Linked DNA regions of Homo sapiens: region 2 is linked to region 1. The links are chromatin contacts, found by Hi-C or POLR2A ChIA-PET in ENCODE. All regions are on one chromosome and are shown on one strand. The core of a region is the stretch at or near the end of the contact, and the rest is flanking DNA. Distances in the headings are between cores, read along the strand shown.

Evidence for each region. A loop is a pair of places that touch in the nucleus more often than their neighbours do. ChIA-PET counts read pairs that join two places held with the same protein, here RNA polymerase II (POLR2A). Pooled maps may share reads with other maps.
Region 2: a pooled map shows a loop between it and region 1 (2.8-fold over the local background). The contact joins the enhancer-like site here to the promoter of LINC02538 in region 1. A Hi-C loop is called at or near these places in 3 of 50 pooled maps. POLR2A ChIA-PET finds 5 or more read pairs at or near these places in 2 of 52 experiments (HepG2 and WTC11).

The regions. Positions count from the first base shown.
Region 1 is chr6:167,675,955-167,681,635 of GRCh38, reverse strand. It overlaps LINC02538 (long intergenic non-protein coding RNA 2538), which reads left to right and starts at 2,413. Exons shown (of 3, transcript NR_117091.1): 1 at 2,413-2,724; 2 at 3,437-3,576. LOC124901465 (a long non-coding RNA gene) reads right to left here and starts at 3,404. Exons shown (of 2, transcript XR_007059883.1): 1 at 3,031-3,404. LINC02487 (long intergenic non-protein coding RNA 2487) reads left to right here. Exons shown (of 7, transcript NR_117092.2): 7 at 1-945.
Region 2 is chr6:167,846,968-167,852,648 of GRCh38, reverse strand. The region is part of intron 1 of AFDN (afadin, adherens junction formation factor); the gene reads right to left. Among named protein-coding and RNA genes, the nearest start is that of AFDN, 23 kb to the right of the region's middle. Within about 2 kb of position 2,613, at least 11 of the 41 ENCODE cell types and tissues checked have a DNase peak (open chromatin) inside an H3K27ac peak, as active enhancers do.

The DNA.
Region 1 (5,681 bases), core at 1,164-3,663:
TGGCCCGCCCATTTTTTTCTATGACCCAGAATTCCTTCCCAAATAAGAGCGTCATATTCCTTGAGCCCCTTCACTAGAAGCAAGGAGATGGGCAGGCGTTGAACTGCGGCTTTTCTCTAGACTCTTCCCTAATCCCTAGGTTCCCCCAACTATTTAGTCTAGAGCAAGCCCAGGAACAGTGATTTTTTTTTTTTAACCTGCCATTTCTGTTATTCAAGCTGTTTTAGTCAGTTCAGGCTGCTGTAACAAAAATGCAATGGCCTGGGTGGTTTTAACAACAGAAATGGATTTCTCACAGTTCTTGTGAGGCTGGGACGCAGGAACCCCCACATCCAAGTGCCAGGCAGTTCCGTGGCTGGGAGGGCTCCAGACTGGTGTGTGGATGGCACCTTCTGCTGTGTCCTCACATGGCTGAGAGATGGGTCATCTCTGTTCTTATCAGGGCACTAATCCCATTCACAAGGCCCCCCATGACCTAATCACCTCCTAAATGCCCCGCTTCCTAATACCAGCACCTTGGAAAATAGGGCTTCAAGATACAAATTTTGGGGGACTCAAACATTCCATCCATAGCACCCGCTCATGTGCTGTGATGTCCAGTGAGCAGGCGGAGTTCCAGGGCTGGTCAGTGCCAGGTGCTCCTTCTCCCACCCGAGAACAGGGGCCAGGTTGCTCCTCAGGCACCCTGGGCAACTGCCCCTTCCCTTCCAGTGGGGCCTGACCTGGCTACCGAGCTTGGCAGCTAATAGGCGGGCCCCTCAGCATTCACGCTCCTGAGCTGCTTTATCAAACTAGGATTGTTCCCCCAGGTCTAAGAAAACCATCCATTCACTGCAAAGTTATTTATTACTGCGGATGGGCTAGGAGTTAGAGGAAGAGAGTGACTCAAATCACAACACCTCCTGGACGAAGCTGGAAGGGATTAAAATACGGCCTAATTTCTCCCTTGCTGTGTGAAGCGTGTGGTTCTCCTAGAACATCAGCCCGACTGTCGCTGGGTAGCGGCGGTACTGTTCATTCTGCATTAGCTTTGTCCAGATTGTTCAGTGTGGGTCCCTGCCTACAGATCTTGATTCCTTGAGATTGCCCTTTGTGCTTCTGTCTGGGGACTGCCTGTTTCTGTAATGGCCACCGTCTCAGAACACATGGTTGTAGGCCTCAGCATTTGCCTTACACACAGCCCCCTTGGAGACAAACCGTGTCTGTGTCCCTCAGAAGGCCCTGACTTTCAGGGCACACTCCAGCCTGACTTTGGCACTCTGCTAGACACATCCGAAACGCTGGTTCTCGTGTTGAAGTCTGTTATGGATATGTAGGGTAAGGCAGGGAAACTGGAGCGCCTGCATACCCTTGACTTCCTCCATTTGGAAAAGATAACCCTGAGACATGGTGGAGGAGAAGGGGCCCTGACCTGTCAGCTACATCTGGATGTAACTCCCCTGATGAAGAAAGTGCCAGAGGCAGCAAAGCAGCCCTTATAGGGTATTTTGTGCTCCCCCAACAGAGGAAGAGGAGCTTAGGGTCTCCAGGGAGAATGTCTGGTTGTGAAGAGCCGCCAGGACCTGGAGCTGCACGGTTGCTCAGTGTGCATTTCACTTGGTCAGCCCCTACGCTGGAGAGTGCTTGCATCCGAACCTTCAGTGCCTGGATAGACACTGAGCTGAGCGAACGGTATGCTGGAAAATGAAGCGTGCAAGTGACAAAGTGCTCAACTTAGACTCTGGGCAAAATTCTCACAAAGGGCTTTCTAATCCTCACTTAATGGAAGAGTGGAGCAATTTCCAGCAGAAGTTGTGGCTTGCTTCACCAGGTCTGCTCAGGTCAGCGGGGTGAGCCTACGGCCAGGATGGGTGGTAATTAATATTGGAATACTTGGCCAGTCTGCAGACCTCAGACCACAAAAAACCCTCCATCCTCAAGCAGTCTCTTCTTTATGCCTCGCAAGGGGAAGATAATTAAAGACTGTGGTAACGGGTTAATTTATAGGAAAATAATGTAGCATACTCAACTATCTATACTTTTTCTATTGCTAAATTTAATATACATCCATTTCTATTGATTATCAGAGGGGTCTAGACTCCCGGCCAAGAGTTGCGAAACCAGTCATTATCCCGCAGGCACCTTCCTGCTTTATTTCAGAACATTCAGTCATTCATTCAAAACAACCCAAAGCATCTGCATTCACAGAGCTGCCCTAACAGATGAGTTTTTCTTCATCTCCCAAGGTAATGATATAAAAAAAGTGTCAGCCATGGGATTTTCAGTGGGAAACGGGAAACCCAAGGCATGGTGCATTCAATGGAAAAATTCCTCAAGCTCGTGACCTGCATAAATCTCCAAATCCTTTTCAACATCATCCTGTTTAGTGTTCGGCATGAGGGTGCCTGCAGAGGAGGTGAATCCCTGCGTTTTCTATTCTTTTTTTCTTCCGACTGGTGTGGATCCCAGACAATTTCAGGGTCCTGCAGGGTTTGAGACCCTCTGTGAACACTGACCCGGGACCCCGTTTTGCCCATGGGAAGTTGAAGCCAGCGCAGCCCCCGGCCAGGGGCACTGTCTCCTCGGCCCCGGGATGCTGGACGGAGGGGACAACGTGCAGGGGCAGCTGCTGCTGGGCTGTGGACCTCCCGGAACCGGAGGAGCCCGGGAGGGGCTGGCCCAGCAGTGAGGGCTCCGATGCGCCTCAATTCATATGCTAAGGAGCCCTGGATTCGGCTTTAATTGGTGAGAGGAGAAAGTGGTGCAGCTGCCTGGGGCCGCGCTGTGGGAGCCAGGGCAGGAGGAGCTGTTTGAAAATAATCCCCGCGGGGACACGCAGCACCAACTCGGGCTTCAGTCCCTGGAAAGCGGCCGGGGGCGGGGCGGGAGGCCGGGATGCGGCGGAGAGCGACTGGCAGGGAAAGCGTGAGGTCACGGTGGCCACCGCACCGGCTCCAAGCAGCAGGGGCCCAGGGCTGAGCCCTGATTTCCACACCGGCCCCTGGATGAGCCTCAGTGTTTCACTCTGGCAATGGAAATAAGAATACCTACCTCACCCCATCGTTGGAATAAATGCAATAATGCAAAGGGAGGTCTTAGCACAGACGCGGGGCAGGCGCTCAACGCCTGGTGCCCACCGGCGCTGCGTCCTGGACGTGTCCAGCGAAGCCCGTGTGAGGCTATGACGGGAACGGAGGAGCTGGCGCGGCGCCTCACTGCTCCCCAGAGCCTTGCAGCGTCTCCCAGCCCAGGCTTTGCCCCACCACGGCTCCCATGGCTGCCGGAGGGAACCTCAAAGGCGGTTAGAATGCGCCGGGTAAATGCGCAGCTTTTCTTCTGGAGCCTCCACGAGAAAGAAATGGAGAGTTTTTTCCTGGGGCTGCTTGTGGTGCAAGTCCCGCTTGGGTGCAGGGCGAGCGGCTTCCGAGGAATTCACTGTCTCCTTCTCTCTTTCTAGCCGGAGTGGGAGGTGACCCCAGGGGCCCAAGCTGGGGGCGTGGCTGGGAAATGCACAGAAAGAGACTTCGACGGGGGTGGCTATGGTTTGTGCTGTGCTGTGCACACGTCTGGCTGATAGAAATCTATGTCTATAAACAGGTAACACAATTTGGTTTATCAAACCCATAATAAGCAGATTTTCTGACTTGCATAAGAATTTCTCTGTAATCTTTGCTTTAAAGTCCGTTGAATGCCATAGAAAAAGTTGCATTTGATGAGGCTTCAGGAAAGAAAAGGTAACAAACTATTCTAAGAGATGAGGATAGTGCCTGAGTGGGGCCCAGGACAGACAGGGGGTCCTCACCTCTTGCTGCTGGGGTTGGCTGCAGGGCTTTGCCTCAGTCTGATTTTTTGCAGCATCTACACAGTTTAAATACTTGGAAAAATCCTCTTTGTGAGTGTATTAAGTCACAGCCTACCAATGTGACAAATGACATCTAAATGCAATTTACAAATCCTAAGTTCCAGGTAGAAGAGAACGTGGTAGGTCCACGTCTTCATTTTCCCATACCTTTAGTCCGTCGAGACTCCGCTTAGCCAGCTCTGGCCATCCCTTTATCCTCCTAGGAACAGAATCTTACATGCAGTATTTTTACTGGTACGTAAAAAATTTAAGGCTGCACTAAGCAGGCGCCCAGGCCCCCAGAGTCAGAAGGGAGTGTACGGTGCACACATGATGACGATTTGAAAAGAGCCTGGCTTCAGGGCCTTGCAGATGAAGCTAACAAACCCCCTGTTCGGGAGGGAGCACCTGCACCCCAGCCCCCTCCCTCAGGGATGCATCTGCAGCCACTCCGGGGCAGGGCTGATGCCTCTGTGATGGTCCCGATGGTCCCGCCCGCAGCCTGCTCTTTGTGGCTCTTTGTTGCTCTTTGTCACAGTCCTGCTCAACAGCTGGTGCTTGCAGGAAGAAGCTCTCTGGCTGCAAGAAAGCCAGGGTGTGGGTGGATGACAGAATAAATGGGAGGGATGGAGGGCGTCTACTTGGCAGTTCGGATTCCTGGGCAGGGTCAAGATCAGGAGAAATAGGAAAATAGAAATAGGAGGAAAAGCTTCTGCCTTTTGTTCCAAACCAGCCTGGCTTGCCTGTGAAGGGGAGGACTTGACCAGGGCACTTTCCTGGGGCCACTGCCTGGCTTTTGGAGATGAGGTAGTGGCCTTTGTCTAAGATCATGTTACCTATACTCCTGGTTTAACTTTTTATTTAAAATTTTTTTAGACACAGGGTCTTGCTCTGTTGCCCAGGCTGGAATGCAGTGGCACGATCACAGTTCACTGTAACCTTGAACTCCTGGGCTTAAGCCATTCTCTTGCCCCGACCTCCCAAGTAGCTGGGACTACAGGTGCCCACCACCATGCCCCACTAATTTTTTCATACTTTTCTGTAGAGACAGGGTCTCGCCATGTTGTTCAGGCTGGTCTTAAACTCCTCGCCTCAAGAGATCCTCCTGCCTTGGCTTCCCAGGGCGCTAAGATTACAGGTGTGAGCTGACACACCGAGCCTACAACTGCATTTTATGTATCTCATTTTGTGTAGATATGGCCACAAAGTAGTAAAAAACCGGGTCTGTCATAAAGCTGTGATGGGGTGCTAACTCCATGCCGTCGAGTCTACGTGATGAAAGGATTTTGAATTGGAAGGGGGCTTATATATCCTCTGGTGGATAGGACCCCCCCTGTGCAGATGAGGTCCCCAGGTTTGATGCCATCCTAAACATCTTCACTCAGCAGTGGTGTTGGGAGGAGACTGTGGCCTCCGGTTTCCCGTCCAGCCTTTCCCAGCTGCTTCCTCTGCTTGTTTCTCGCGGAGATAAAGCCGGTGAAAAATGAGGGCAAAGTTCACAGTCCTGCAGTCCTGCAGTCGCTGCCATAGCAGAAACAGTAAACACGCACATTTACACAGGCAAAAAGCAGCAAACAGTGCTGGTGAGTGGCCGAAGTCCACACGGTCATCCAGGCAGTGCATGCTGAGTGCTTTCTATGCACCAAACACTGGCCGCAGCATGCTCCTATCCTCAAGAGATGGGGCACAGACACGGCTAATCACGCCAGCAATTATTGACGGTCCTTACATATGCTCTGAAGGAAGCTAAGGGGGAAGATGGGGGAAGAGTTGGCTCGGGTCTAGTGCAAAGTGCACCTTCGTATCACCTGGGGAGCTTTTTAACATCCCAGCTCCTAGTCATGGAATCTCTTGGGGGTGA
Region 2 (5,681 bases), core at 1,364-3,863, 170 kb before region 1:
TCCAGCCAATAAATGTAAAGAGAAATAATGGAATTAGAAAAACGCCATTTTGTAGCCATTAACTGATTTAGACAAAGATCTCCGAATGAAACAGTGATAAGGAACTTGACAGTACAGGGGCTGTCACCACTTGACCTTCTAATGGGATTCAATATGAAATACACAGCACTGCTTATAAAGCCTTGTCCAACAATTGGACCTGAATCCATTCAAGCCTTTAAAGCTAGAGAAACATGTCAAACCACTACCACCCTGTAAAAGATACAGGTAAGTCTAGAACAGAGATGTTCTACAGAAAAAGTAGCCCAATATTTTCAAAGTGTATGGCATGAAATAAACGCTCTAGATTAAAAGAGATGTAGGAGAAGTAAATATAATGTGTGGCCCTTGTTTGGATTCCAATTCAAATAAATTAACTGCAAAACCACATTCTTGAGAGATATAGGGAATCTCAGTATGGACCGAATAACAGATAATAACAAAGAATTCTGGCTAATTTTGTTAATGAGATTATTGCATGATGGTTGAATTTTTGTTAGATGCACACTGAAGTAGGGAAGAAATAACATGACGGGTTTTAGGATCTGCTTTAAAAAACAGTGCACCTAAAAACAACAAAATTAAGAACGACAAACTGAAAATTGTGAAGTCTAGGGAATGAGTTTCATTTGTGTTTGAAAATTTTCACGCTAAAAAATGTGTAATATGAAAATAATTCAGTTATAATTACCAACTATTAAGTGCAAAATAAAGTAAACCTGTTTTTTTTAAAAATGCGCTACAAAAACTCAAGAACTTTGGTTCTGAAAATGGATAATGAATTATTTAACATCAGAAGCCAAACATAGCTTGCTTACACTCAACAAGCAACAGGTGTGTCATACAAAAAGCAAGTGAGGCAGAGCCTTGGAAACAGCCAGACATTGGGTAAAATCCCACTTAATTTTACTTTCACTTAATACCCACATGAATCTGTGCCAAACACTTGAGTTCTCTCAAGTTCCCTGTCTATAAAGTGGAGGGGCTACTATTTCACAGGGTTTGGTGGTTACTAACTGATTCACACTATATAAAGGAACCTGCCACATATGAGGCACTTGATAAATATTACTTCCTGTCTACAAATTCTCAACTGCCTACACTTACACAAGAACTAGTTGAAAAGGTGGGTGTGCATAGAGGCGAACAACACATTGGGACCCACTGGAGGGTGGAGGGTGGAAGAAGAAATAAGATCAGAAAAAAATATCTAATGGATACTAGGCTTAATACCTGGTTGATAAAATAATCAGTACAACAAACTCCTATGATATACATTTACCTAGGTAACAAACCTGCATACCCTGCAGATGTCCCCTGACCCTAAAAGTTAAAAAAAGAAAGGTGTGTGTTTGTGTTTATGTGTATGTGTATAAAAAACCTATCTCTAGCAAAACTAAATACAAAAGCAAAAAATAACAGAGTATATATTAAAGATCTGTATATATGACGTGAAAAATGAAAACCATCAAACTTTGTAGAAAAAATAGAATGGCACTATACATATTTCAAATTCTATTGTTGAAATTAGCTGGGCATGGTGGTGGGTGCCTGTAACCCCAGCAGGAGGTTGAGGCAGGAGAATCGCTTGAATGCAGGAGGCAGGAGAATCGCCTGAATGCAGGAGGCAGAAGAATCGCTTGCAGGAGGCAGAGGTTGCAATGAGCCGAGATCGGCTCCAGCTATGGGCAACAGAGCAAGACTTTGTCACACACACACACACACACAATAAAAAATTATATTGTTGAAATACAATTTCTGAGAGTTGAAATCATTTCCAGTGATATAACTGATCTACCCAAATCAACCTATACACAAAATTATAAAATGTTTTGGTGTCTACAGAAAATAACCATGTTCTTAAATTCAGCCTCAAAATTATAATACTGAAAGAAAACCCAAGAAAATGTTTTATAATCTTCATCTTGAATCTGCAACTAAGATTCTTCTTTAAGTATGTGAAATAATAAGAAGGTTCTAAATTTGAACGATGAAGATAATGTACCATACAAATTATATACATGAACATTGGTAGATCAGCATTTACTTGGATTTACAGTGAGTTTCACATTAAAGTAAACACTCAAACTATAGCAAATGATTCAAAGAAACTTCCTATAATCAAAGTGCTTCCATCTATCTTTTTATAGTACACTAAAAATTGAATTCACAGCACTCAACCTACTCCAATTAAGAAAAAAAAACTTAAAGCAACTTACCTAAACCTAAAATATCTTCAAAGTACTGCATTAGGAAACAAACACAAGCACATTTTAAAACACAGGCAGTTTTTTCAAGCCTCCACTATCTTAAGACCTTTCACATTTCACACAAAACACATCCATGAGCGAGAGGGGGGTTGGGACAGAGGTGAAAAGAACAAATGAGAAAGAAAATAATTTTGAGGTAGAGTAACATGACTATTACTGCCTTATAACTGGAATTTTACAAACTAAAACAATGTGTTGTTCTGGTTCAAGTATTTGACATTCTCTCCCTGGTATCATGAGTGATCTTGAACTGCATATTTGGTGCCAACCGGTACCTCCTGCCTACCCTTCCAGTTTCACTCTTTGCATTACCAAATGACTACAGCAGATTGGAATGTCACTTAGTACCAGGCATGAGAAAAACAAAAAGGTAAGCTGTGTAAATCAGCACACGGACTTCTGAAAGGAGGTCAAGCTGTTTAGGAGGATTCTTATCAGTAGTAACTTACAAAAGGAACCTAGAACCTCGACAGGAAAAGTGACACTAATGAAACCAGCTCACTGTTCAATTAAGTTTTCTTAATTAATTCTCTTTGCAAAACAGAATCATGGTGAAAAGAACCAATCAGTGAAGTAGATTCTCATTTAATTTTATGGAAACACTCTGTTCACTAGAATAATACTCTTAACTCCTGTTTTTGAGAATCTTCTATACTGTTAAATAAATATCCTAGGCTAACACATACACATATAGATTTCTAAAAAGTACATTCTGAAACAAATTCTTTAGGTAAGTAATGGAATACACAATAGGCATGAACTCAAAGACAGGGATACAGAATATGATAAGAATATGGTAAGATGTGTAAAGTTCCATGAAACAAAAACCTCAAAATCACTGATTGGGTTTTTATAACATTACACTGTTCAAAAAAATCTCATATAAGGATACTTTTGAAGAAGGTACTATCATTTCTAGCTATAATTGAACACAAAATAAGAAACGGCAACAAACAAGAATGCAGAGTCAACCTAGAACATACAATACTAAACCTAAACATGTTGCTGGAAATCTCTCCCCCCCCACAAGTTACATTACATGATACAAAGATAAACATATAAAATCAAGGGAAAGAAAAAACCCACAAATACTAATGATGACAATGCACTACAAATAACAACAGTATAAATGCCTGCCTTATGCTAAACATTGTGCTAATAAGTACTTTTTATGCGTTATCTACTCCAATTTTCACAACAACCCCATAAGGTAGGTATTATTACTGTTCCTGTCTTACAGATGAAGAAACGGGGCCTAAGGAAGATCAAGTAAGTGGACCATGTTCACAGAGCTAATACCAGTGGGCCAGAATTCATACTCTGGCAATTTTGAAACAAGTCACTTTCAACCACTATGCGGCACTGCGTCTCATCCTGCTGTATAAAAATAAGGGTGGAAAACACCCAGTTCCAGCAGTATGGCAGACTAAACAATCAGTAATCATTGTACTATACAATAATACAAAATGAACATTCTGTTTAATACACAGCTGAGTCTGTAAAAAAGAGAAATCCAATTAAAGGGAAGTAAAGGCTAGATGAACATATGAAAACATGCTCACCGACGGAAATCAGGGTAACAAATTGAAATTATTATTTCAAATACTTTAGAGCATATCAACAAATCTGAATATATTGAGGAGGGTGAAGACTGAAGTTTGGAATATAAATTGGTAGAACCATTTCCAAGATCAATTTTGCAGGACCTAAAAAATCTGAATCTAAATATTCCACTTCTAGGTATTCATCCTAAAAATTTTACATCAGTACAGAAGAAAACATGGACAAGACTGTTCATTAAATCCACATTTGTAACTGTGGAAAAGTATATACAATTTATTAATCTCTGGATAGGGACAGAGATAGAATACGGACAACAGAATAATGCAAAGCTGTTAAATAAACTATATCTACTCATATGAAGTTTCACGTCAGTAGTTTTCTTGGGGGAGGCAGAAAGGGAGAAAGAAAACCCTTTCGCTATGTCTGTAACTCTTAATTCCTTAAACTTTCTGGACACTATTTAACTAAAAGAAATGTAAATAATAGTAATATATCCTTTGCTGATGTGGGAATCAAATGAAATAAGAGACTGGTTGTAATGCCTGAATCACTGCTAGGCATGGAACATGTTGTCAAAGAAATGTGACCATGATAGTTACGAATAAACTCAAGCCAAGGTATTCAAAAAGCTTGCCATTTAGGGAGGAGCTCCTGTTTCACCAAAGTGCTACCCCCACAGTTTCACATAGGGTAAATCAACAAAGACTTCTAGGATACTTGAGCAAAGCCTAATTGTAGGGAAAGAACATTCTAAGCCCAGGGAACAAGTACTAAGATCCCAGGCAGAATCCTGGTTGGCATAACTGACAAATAGCAAGCAGGCCCCTTGTGGCTATAGCAGAATGAGAAAGTGAAAAAACGGTATTAGGAATAAGGTTTGTAGGTCAAGGTACACTGAGTGATTAAAAAAAAATTGGGGAGTCTGAATAGAAACATTACATTATTTAACTTAAGGTTTAGAAGTGTATGTCTGTGTAGGAAACAGACTGTAAGGGGGCAAAGGCAGACAAGGGAAATAAATTAAGACTAAGTAAGAGGTTACTGGAACAACCCAGGTGGGAGATATGAAGTTAGCCTGGATTAATTCAGTAGTAAGAAGCAAAGATGGTGAAAAGTGGTTAAATTATAAAAATATTTTGAAAGTAGAGCTGACAGAATCTGCTGCTAAGATTAGATATGATCATGGTCTGAGAGGAAGAAAGGAATCCAGAAGAATGCCAGGCTGTGGACATTAGCAATTGGTAAAGTGAGCTGCTGTTCACTAAGACTTAGGAGAGGGCTGAAGAAGAAGCAGATGAGAGTGCGGTGCCGATGAGAGTGCAGTGGTGGGAAATCAGAGTTTAGTTTTGGACAGGCTCACTTTGAGATGCCTAGAGTGCACCTAAATAGAGATATGAGGGACTGGCTATATGGGGCTGAAGTTCAGAACAAGGGCCAAACTTAGAGATGTAAATTTGGAATATATTAGCACTTAAAACCACAAAAATGAAATATTTCACCTAGGGAATAAGTGGAGAAAAGAGTGTGTATTGGGATCAGACCCTGAGGTCTGGGCAACAGGCCAGTCCTGAAGACCAAGTGAAGGAAGAATTTGATGGAAGATGTGATCAACTGCTGCTGCATCAGAAGATAAACGACTGGATGTGTCAGCATGAAAGTCTTTAATGACTTTGAGGAGAGTGGTTTTCGTGAAGTTAAAAGCTGCTCCCACTTACGGTAAAAAAGCAAATGAAAAGCGTTCTAAAATTTAACTTTCAGCTTTAAAATTAAACAAACTGACAGAGTATAGACATACCTCACTATTTTTTT